2 separate regions of the Homo sapiens genome follow, and region 2 is linked to region 1. Evidence: read pairs that join two places in POLR2A ChIA-PET (ENCODE). Cell type or tissue: Panc1. All regions are shown on one strand. Each heading gives the region's core, and the rest is flanking DNA. Links, peaks and the distances in the headings are about the cores only. Region 1 overlaps TM4SF1 (transmembrane 4 L six family member 1). Region 2 overlaps WWTR1 (WW domain containing transcription regulator 1).

Region 1 (4,399 bases), core at 310-4,309:
AGAAGAGGAGAAAGAGGATGAGAGAGTAGGATAAAGAAACAAAAAGACAGGAAGCCGTTAGCAATAGGGGCCACATAACTTGCAAACTGGAAAAAAAAAAGGGGGGGGGGGAGAAAAAAGAGAACTTTTAAGGATAATGAAACTAAACAACAACAACATGGTAGTGAATACTTTATTTTGTTGTAAACAAGTTAGTTTTGAGGGTATTTCCTCGTGGTCCTCCTGCCGTCACTCGTCCCCATGTTCCAATGATGCTGATCAACTGCTTTATTCAGTTTCCCATCTTTCTTCTTGCCCAGTCATCGTAGCCTTTCTTTTTTTAAACACATGATCCCTAGTACTCATCTTTGGAGGACAAAAGGCTTTCCATATGTTAGAAAAATTTGAATCTCATAGTACTCACAACAATGAGCAGCATTGTAAGTTGTGATGCATTCATTTGGATTGGAACATTCTCAATCAGTCCTTCCACTCTAAGTAAATATTTGTTTCTCACAGAACACAAGGCAGTTCAAAGGGCCTCTTGTTAGAGATTTATAGGTGTATGAATGGGAAACATCATACAAGCAGTGAAAACAAAAATCTTTCCAGGTTGTCGGATTTTCTCCTTCTTGGTCTTATAAAAAGCAACTAGACATCTTTAATTTAAAAAATACATGCACATATATACAATAGTGATTGGAATGTTATTTTTATCCAAAACATTATAGAGTTTATCTCAGATATACTGAGTACTGTCACTCAGTCTGTAAATTACCCCCAGAGGGTGGTTTGTTTCCTCATTCCTTAAAAAAAAACAAAAACAAATAAACAAACAAAAAAGAAGTTTACTAAATTTAAACACTGACATCCTGTGAAGATGCCAGTCTTTACAGGCGTTTGTAAAAGTAGACTGTGGGGAGTATGTTACACTAATACAAAGTTTTACAAATGAATACAAGTGAAATATATAAATTACAATGAAATAGAGGAAGATTGTGGCTCTGTCCTGGGTTGGTTCTTTTAGCAGTCATATTGCTGTAGAGAAAATAAAATACCATTAGGCTATAATCAGGATAAATAATGATGACATTTTAGTCCTTTAAGTTCCTATTTTAAGCAAACATAAACAGACTGATCTTAGCTTCAGCAAAGCTTAGGCCAACCATACTTAGGGCTTGGACAATGCTCACAAAATGTTTCCTAAACAAACCCAGATCCCTTGTCTTCCATGAGTAAAGGCTGCAGAAAGGGCCCATAGAAACTGCAGGATACTGATATTGGGTTGCTTTGAGTGCATTTGTGTGGGGTTTTAATCTTAGGGATTTAAAAGATAATGCCATGGAAGTTTCACACTGGTATGAGCTCAATGTGGGTAACCTTTCAAATTAAATGCTACCGAGTTATGGACCTGACTCTTCTACATGAAAAGACCTGCCCTTTGAAAGTGTCTTTTGTCTTATAAACAAAGGTAACAGATCTTCCCTGTAGTATCTGGGAAGAAGCCATCCCTACAGTGACTCAGCTGGGAAACCTGGTGTATTTACTACCCCAAATCAGAGGAGAGTATCATTCCCTGCCAAATCACTTCAGCCATTTTGGTCATTGGCTCTTTATGCCTGTCCCCAAAACGTACTAAGTGAGTACATTTAGTACAAGTAATCACTTACTTTGAACTCTGCCTTGTATGAAATTCAAGGCTAAAGGTAAGCTGCATGACAGCAATCCCTAGAGGATACTTCTCTGCCCTTCCCCAACCGTACTGCTTGAAAGAAGCTCCATATTGAAGGTTTCCCATTCCCTTATTTTCTTGGAAATTTGCCAAAGAAATTATTAATCTTGCTATACTTGCCTGATAAGGAAAACTAGATTTTCATTTTAACCTTCCCCCAAAATTACAGAAAGTTTCCTTTTATTTTCAGCAAAGTTTTTCATGGTAGCAATGGGCTTTCAGTTTTCATTAGGTTTTTGTCTTATTTTTAAAAGAAAGTTAACAGATCTGGCACCAGAGGAGTAAATGGTTTGAAAAATATAAGACATAAAATAACCCTCTCAAAGATAGGATCAAAGCTGGACTTTCATTAATTCAATAATATATATATTTTAGGAGGATATAGAAACAAGAACTTTCACTGCTACAAACAAATGCATTTTTTTCTCCTAAATCATATCCCCAGGAAACAAGTGCTTCCTGGTTTTCTTTCACAACGAAAGGCTTTTCATGAGCTGCTGTTCAAAGATTGCTAGTGATTCTCCATACTTACTGCTTAGGCATTTTTATGACTCCTTATTAGGAAGGAATTGCAGAAAATCCAACCAAACAGCAAGTGTGGAATACAGGTTAAAAGTAGGAGCTTTTGCACAGAGCGACTCAAGGTTTGAAGCCTGTTATTTCCTGAGTAGGTGATCTTAAGCCTATTGCTTAATATTTGAGTCATATGGGTTTAGCATAGTGCCTGATGCATTGAATGGTTGGCTATTACTTATGTATACTAGTTGGGAATATAACAGCAAACAAAGAGCAGACATCACTTTTTTTTCTGTCTCTGCAGCGAGAGCAGAGGCAGTGAATTAGATCCTGAAGGGAGCGCTGTGTCTATGGGCAGCATGTTCTTGTGTACATAGAGCCAACTGCAAAGAACTAAGACAATCCTGTGACTGTGAGACTCGAGGAAGCTTGTTACTGACAGCTAAAGTGAATGCTATAATTGTGTTGCTACAAAGATGATATCAGAATAAATGCTGGTAGGTCGAGCATGTTTGGTTTTGCCTTTTTCTTTATGATGAAAACAATGGTATATTAACACCAGGGCCAGACTACGACATTTTCATGCAGGTTCTTACCTGTTGGTGAGAGCAGCAAAAGCCACATATGCCTCCAAGCACTCCATTTATTACTTGAATAAGACACAAGATGAATTCAATTCCACCAAGAGCCAAGAGGATAGAAAACAGAGATACATTCCATTCCACAATGTGCTTGGGTTCAGTGCACTCGGACCATGTGGAGGTATCCAGAAGGTACCTGTGGGTAAAAAGAGAAACTTCTGACACACGGTCATACTTGAGGGGATACTTCATAAACTACTTTTGTTTGGTGGTTTTTCATTCAGAAAAAAGGAATGAATTATTCAATATCCTGTGTAAGTTTCTTCCACTGCATGTCATTCCACAAAATGGAGGAATTTAGCCCAGATCCTACTGTAATGATAAACATAAAATTATAATTTATAATTTTTGACCCCAATCTAGGATTACATGGTCAGAAATTCTCACCTTATAATGATATTTATATTCCCTAACAGGCATCTGAATTCTTATAAACAAAAATAAAAATGCAGAACTGTATTTGTGCTGTGTTTAAAGCTAGGTAAGATTCATGTATGTGTAGGAAGTAAACTACGAGCAAATGCGGAAAAATGAAAATAATTCATGTGCTAAAGTAGAGTATGTGTAGGTGTTTTTTAAAACTGTTTTCCAATTTTATTGTTGTTATTGGTATAAAAGATGGGTATTTGTATTCAATATTGAGTGAATATTTAGAAAATACAATCTCTTTAGGCTAGTTTTTTTTTTGAACTTTAAAATATTAATTTAGATCATTTTATTACATCTCAATTTGTTACTGCTGAAAATTATCCAAATTCTGGCAAGTTTGGATATTTAATATGCTGGAATTTTTCAACTGAGACCTTTGGAACAAAGCTATTTTTTGTTTTTAAGGAATAAATTAATTTGCAACAGGAAGCAAATTCATGGGATTAAACCCAACTAATTTGATAGCTCTTTACTTTTTTCTGAGACGGAGTCTGACTCTGTTGCCCAGGCTGGAGTGCAATGGCGCAATCTTGGCTCATTGCAACCTCTACGTCCCAGGTTCAAGCCATTCTCCTGCCTCAGCCTCCCAAAGTGCTGGGATTACAGGCGTGAACCACCACGCCCGGCTGATAGCTCTTCACTTTCATGATGCTGTGCCCAAGAGTTGATAATAGCATGTAGCACACTGCATTTGCTCATTCAACAAAGATTATTGAGCAGTCAGTGTGAGTCTGACACTGAGCCAGAGCTGGGGATATAATGGAGCACAGGGCACGGGCTCTGTCCTGAAAGAGCATAGCTTCTAAAGGAAGAGACAAGTCACAAGTAATCTCAATGCAACAGATATGCTGATCGGTAAACAAAATATGGAAGAGCCACAGAGGAAGGGCATCTAACCTAGTCCAGGGAGAACAGCTGCTTATGTATCTATTCAATAAGGCTGAGCTCCATGAAGGTAGGAGCCAGACCTATTCATCATTGTATATCCAGCCGCTAGAACAGTATCTGACACACAATAGCCACTCAGCACATTTTAAAAGCAGTTGAATGATAAATAACAATATGAAGTTGCTTTGTGAAATGTCAGCAAACCATACTGAGG
Region 2 (4,399 bases), core at 135-4,134, 240 kb after region 1:
CTACACGAAGCCCTAGAAGTCATCTAGTCCAACTTCATCATGTACCAGATGGGCAGCCAAGGTCCAAAGTGCCATTCAGCTTTACACTAACAGGGCAGGGACAAGAACACTGGACTCCTCAAAGCCATCCAACTCCACCAGGAAATTTTCTTCACAAGTTTGGGTTAGCTAATCATAATCGGATTACCTACTAAAAGGTACAGAATGTGTAATGTGTTATCCACTACACCTCCCCACCTAAGAAATTATTGCGCTAGTTCACCAGGATAGGGTCAGCAAACTATGCCCTGCACCCAAATCCTACCCACTACCTGTTTTTGTACAACAGGGAATCTAAGAATGGTTTTTACATTTTTAAATAATTGTAACAAATTAAAATAATACTATTTTGTGACATATGAAAATTCAAATTTTTGTGTCCATAAATACAGTTGTATTGGAACACAGCTACTCTCATTTGTTTCTAAAACTGTCTATGGCTGCTCTCATACCACAACAGCAGAGCTGAAAATTTACAACAGGGACTTTATGGCCCATGAAGTCTAAACTATTTACCTCTAGCCCTTTACAGAAAATGTTTCTCGACCTTTGCACTAGGAGATAGCTAATGTGGCTTTAGTAAGTTTCACCTTCAAAAGAGCCAGGGTTGTCCCCACCAACTTGCAGTCACTCACATGCTATTTCCTCTTCTTTGATTACTGAAACTCCACAGCAAACTATTGTTTTTACCAGTCACCCAGAAAACGAAGATAAACGTTTCCACAGAGGAAATAATAACCTTCCTTTTCCAAGGTCCTCCTCTGCCTCACGTCCAGTGAAATTAAAAGCAATTCTTCATTCACAGGGGTTCTGTGTCATTTTCCCCAACAGAATTCAGAGGACAACATTAATTCACTTTTACAATGAAGGGCTCAGGCAGAAGAAAAGTAGCTAGTAGTGAGTTTATCCTAAGAAAAAAAGGAATGTTTAACATTTTCTGGAACGGAAAGCATTTTTGTTTTCCCTTGAGATGCTATTCTTTCTAACATCAAATGCAAACTGCCATTATATACTATACATCTTCTAAAAATTGAAAATCATAATATCCATACTTAAATTTTCAACTTTCCAGTTTTCCAATTACAAGCAAAGTACCAAATTCATACCTGCTCAGTGTTGCAAAATGATTTTAAAATGTAATGATGTTTTTGTTTGATTTTGTTTCATAGTATTTTCCTCTACCAATGTACAAAACACTCCCTTGTAACAAATAAACTAAGAAAATCGCATTCCCAGGGCCTTGGGAAATAACTTTAAGGGTGTCTCTGTTCACTTACATCATGAACCCAGCTCTTATGCTCCTAAAGTTACAAATGGCCACTCTTCGTTTTAATAGCAGATTTAAAGAAACCTAATGTTAGTTCAACACGGGTAAACAGTCTCTCACACAGTATAAATAAAGAATTCTTTGAGTTGTAAATAGTAGTTGCTCAAAGAAGTGGAAGGGTGGCTGAGGAAGACAGAGAAAAGATGCCTTCTCTCCTCTCTTTCTAGCAGGGCAGGCCAGGGAAAGGAGGCAGGACGCCAGAAGGCTGGAAGAGCTCAGCCATCCAGAAGGACAGCAGGGTTGCCAACTTCTGAAAGCAGCCACCATTCATTCACTGTTCACTCATTTGTCAAACATCAACTGAACACTCTCCTATTTATACAACATCCGGGGGACTCAAAAGAAGAAAACAGCCTGGACACTGCTGTTCATAAGAAGCCTTACTGTCCAGGCACAGTGGCTCACACCTGTAATCCCAACACTTTGGGAGGCCAAGGTGGGAGGATCGCTTGAAGTCAGGAGTTTGAGACCAGCTTGGGCAGTGAACCAAGACCCCATCTGTACAAAAAAAAAAAATTTTTTTTAAATTAGCTGGGCATGGTGGTTCATATGCCTGTGATCCCAGCTACTCAGGAGGCTGAGGTGGGAAGATAGATTGACCCCAGGAATTCAAGGCTGCAGTAAGCTATGATTGCACCACTGCTCCAGCCTGGGTGACAGCAAGACCTCATCTTTAAAAATAAGAATAATAGTAAAAGTTTTTAAAAACTTTTTTTTTAAAAAGAAGGCCACTAACATGCAGGTTAAGGCAAAATGTACGCAGAACCAAGAAAGCTGCGTAGCAAGACAATGACCCATGCCAGGGGTCAGCTAACTACAGCCTGCAGGCCAAGTCTAGCTGGCAGCTTGTTTCTGTGAATAAAGTTTTATTGGAATATGGCCACACTCACTTATCTATGTATTGTCTACAGATGCTTTCACATTACAATGGCACAGTTGAGTGGAAGCAACAGAGACCATGTGTCTGGCAAAGCCAAAAAACAATCTGGACTCTTTCAGAAAGTTTGCCTATCCCTGACATAGGCCAGAGAGGGATCAATCCAACTGGAGTAATCAGAGAAGACTATATGAAAGAACTGACATTTGATCTAAGTTTTGATTACTCAACGTTTCAAAAGGCAGAAATGGGAAAATCATATTGTGAGGGGCAGAATGGCCAAGGCGAGATGAGTCTGAGCAATGAAAGGACTGAATTTGAATGGGGTACAGGATATGAGGTGGGGAGTTGTGGCAAAGTGGCTAATGATACCTACCCAGACTACATGGTTTAACAGTTAATAACATAGCTCCAGAGTGTTTGCTAGCTTACTGGAAATGTCATTCCCCTTTTCTCTAGCTTCCTTCACATTTATGGCTAATTCCATAGCTCACAAATATGTTTGTTCACTGATTGATTACTGTGATCAATCAAAAGTTTGCATGTCAGTTTAATTTCAAAAACACTTCTATTTACATTATTGCCTAGACTTACATTTAATCCTCAATCACATCAGACATTACTATTCCTACTTGACAAATGATAAAAACTGGGCAACTCACCTCATGTCCCATATGGCGTCAGGGGCAAGAGACTGGCTTAGAACCCTGGATTCTCCAACCCATCTCATGACCCACCTTAGGAAGACACTCATATTGGAAAGGTTACCACCTGGACTGTATTCTAGACCAGAAATTCTGATAATCAAACACCAAATAATCAAACAGGAATGCTTTTTTGGGGCATATCCTTGCTATACCTGAACTGTGGCCTGATAGTAGCTCAAAATCCACATCAAAGACCAAGTTCGAGGTACATTCATTTTATACTTAATGAAATCTGGTCAATTCACATAATTTTGTTACAATGGGCATTGGGTAAACGTTCTCACAGATTAACTTAATCCATTATAGGAGGGGAAAAGAAAAAAAAAAAAACTCCACCTACCAGTATATACTTTGGCAGTTGGATCATCATTATTTTGCACTGGAAACCTAGAACCCTTAAGAGAAAGGTATCATTTGTAATTAATTTTCCTGTCCTTTGTACTTGTAAGTAAACAGGTGGTGTTCGGATGAGTCCCTTAAAAGCCCCTGTTGCCTGCCAATTAAGTAATAATATTTTCTTTTCAGGGAAGTGCCATAAAAGAGACTCTAACATCTTGGGTCACTGAGTACTTCCTATGCAGGAGGATATGAGGCTGCAACACTGAATTTTTCCACCAGCAGGATATTCAATGTGATGAGTAAATTAGCAATTAGCATGGAAAATAGGAGTTATTCTCAGCATTTGTCATATGAGAGATCAGAATTCCTGCACTCGTCACGTCTGTATAAATGGTTTCTTTAACCATGAACATCGTCTCCTCTTAACTCCCTCCCCATGTCACTCCACTCACAATCCACCTACACTGATACCTCAAAACATCTCTTCCTACACAATTTTTAATGTTTTATTCCTTTACCTGCTTGCTTTACACAAGCCTGTCTAGAGTCCTCTACAACTAAATTATTTCCATCATCGTTAACTTTAGAACACGGTTCCAATGCCAGTCTGAAAACCATTCTGAAATATCCAACAGCTCTTCTTCCAAAGTGCAGGTGGGTAGGCTGGCAGCAGAGCAGAGATGGCTTTTTATACTTTCAGGATCATAAGGGGAGAGACTACACTCTGCTAGTGTTTTGTCTTCCAGCATCCACCATCTCCTAGCCTTTCCCAACACCCACCTCTTAAAACCTGGGCAGTCTCAGAAGGCAAGACCAGGAAATGTAAAGGCACAGGACCAGACAGAATCATATATGAAAGCCTAACACAGCTTAGGGGACTGGCCTAGGAACTATGGCCAATTATCCTCTCTCTTGGCCTAATGAGATTATGTCATGAAGATGAGTACCACTCCCTACCATCAGTAATGAGAATGCAGAGGCAAGACCCAGGGACCAAGGAAAGGGTTAAAGACAAGCAGCAAGATGAAGGGTAAAAGCTTGCTGGTTCAGAAACATTATCTATCTGCCCCTGACATACTCATCTCAATACAGCCAATCTCCACTCCCGGC

The links. Peaks named below come from ENCODE experiments on the same cell type or tissue, not always from the same donor. Only the 100,000 strongest peaks of a DNase experiment are listed, where the experiment ranks them.
Region 2: POLR2A ChIA-PET joins it to region 1 with 5 read pairs; 1 of 35 experiments calls an interaction of 5 or more read pairs at or near these places.

What each region holds. Positions count from the first base shown.
Region 1 is chr3:149,368,864-149,373,262 of GRCh38, forward strand. TM4SF1 (transmembrane 4 L six family member 1) reads right to left here. Exons shown (of 5, transcript NM_014220.3): 4 at 2,824-3,004; 5 at 159-1,017. The coding sequence ends at 1,003. Among named protein-coding and RNA genes, the nearest start is that of TM4SF1, 6.6 kb to the right of the region's middle. In Panc1, for the core only: CTCF peaks have their summits at 2,599 and 2,801; DNase peaks (open chromatin) are centred at 1,684, 1,896 and 2,162; H3K4me3 peaks cover 3,217 bases; H3K27ac peaks cover 4,000 bases.
Region 2 is chr3:149,609,110-149,613,508 of GRCh38, forward strand. The region is part of intron 2 of WWTR1 (WW domain containing transcription regulator 1); the gene reads right to left. Among named protein-coding and RNA genes, the nearest start is that of WWTR1-IT1, 41 kb to the right of the region's middle. In Panc1, for the core only: no CTCF peak of the experiment used is centred there; no DNase peak of the experiment used is centred there; H3K27ac peaks cover 4,000 bases.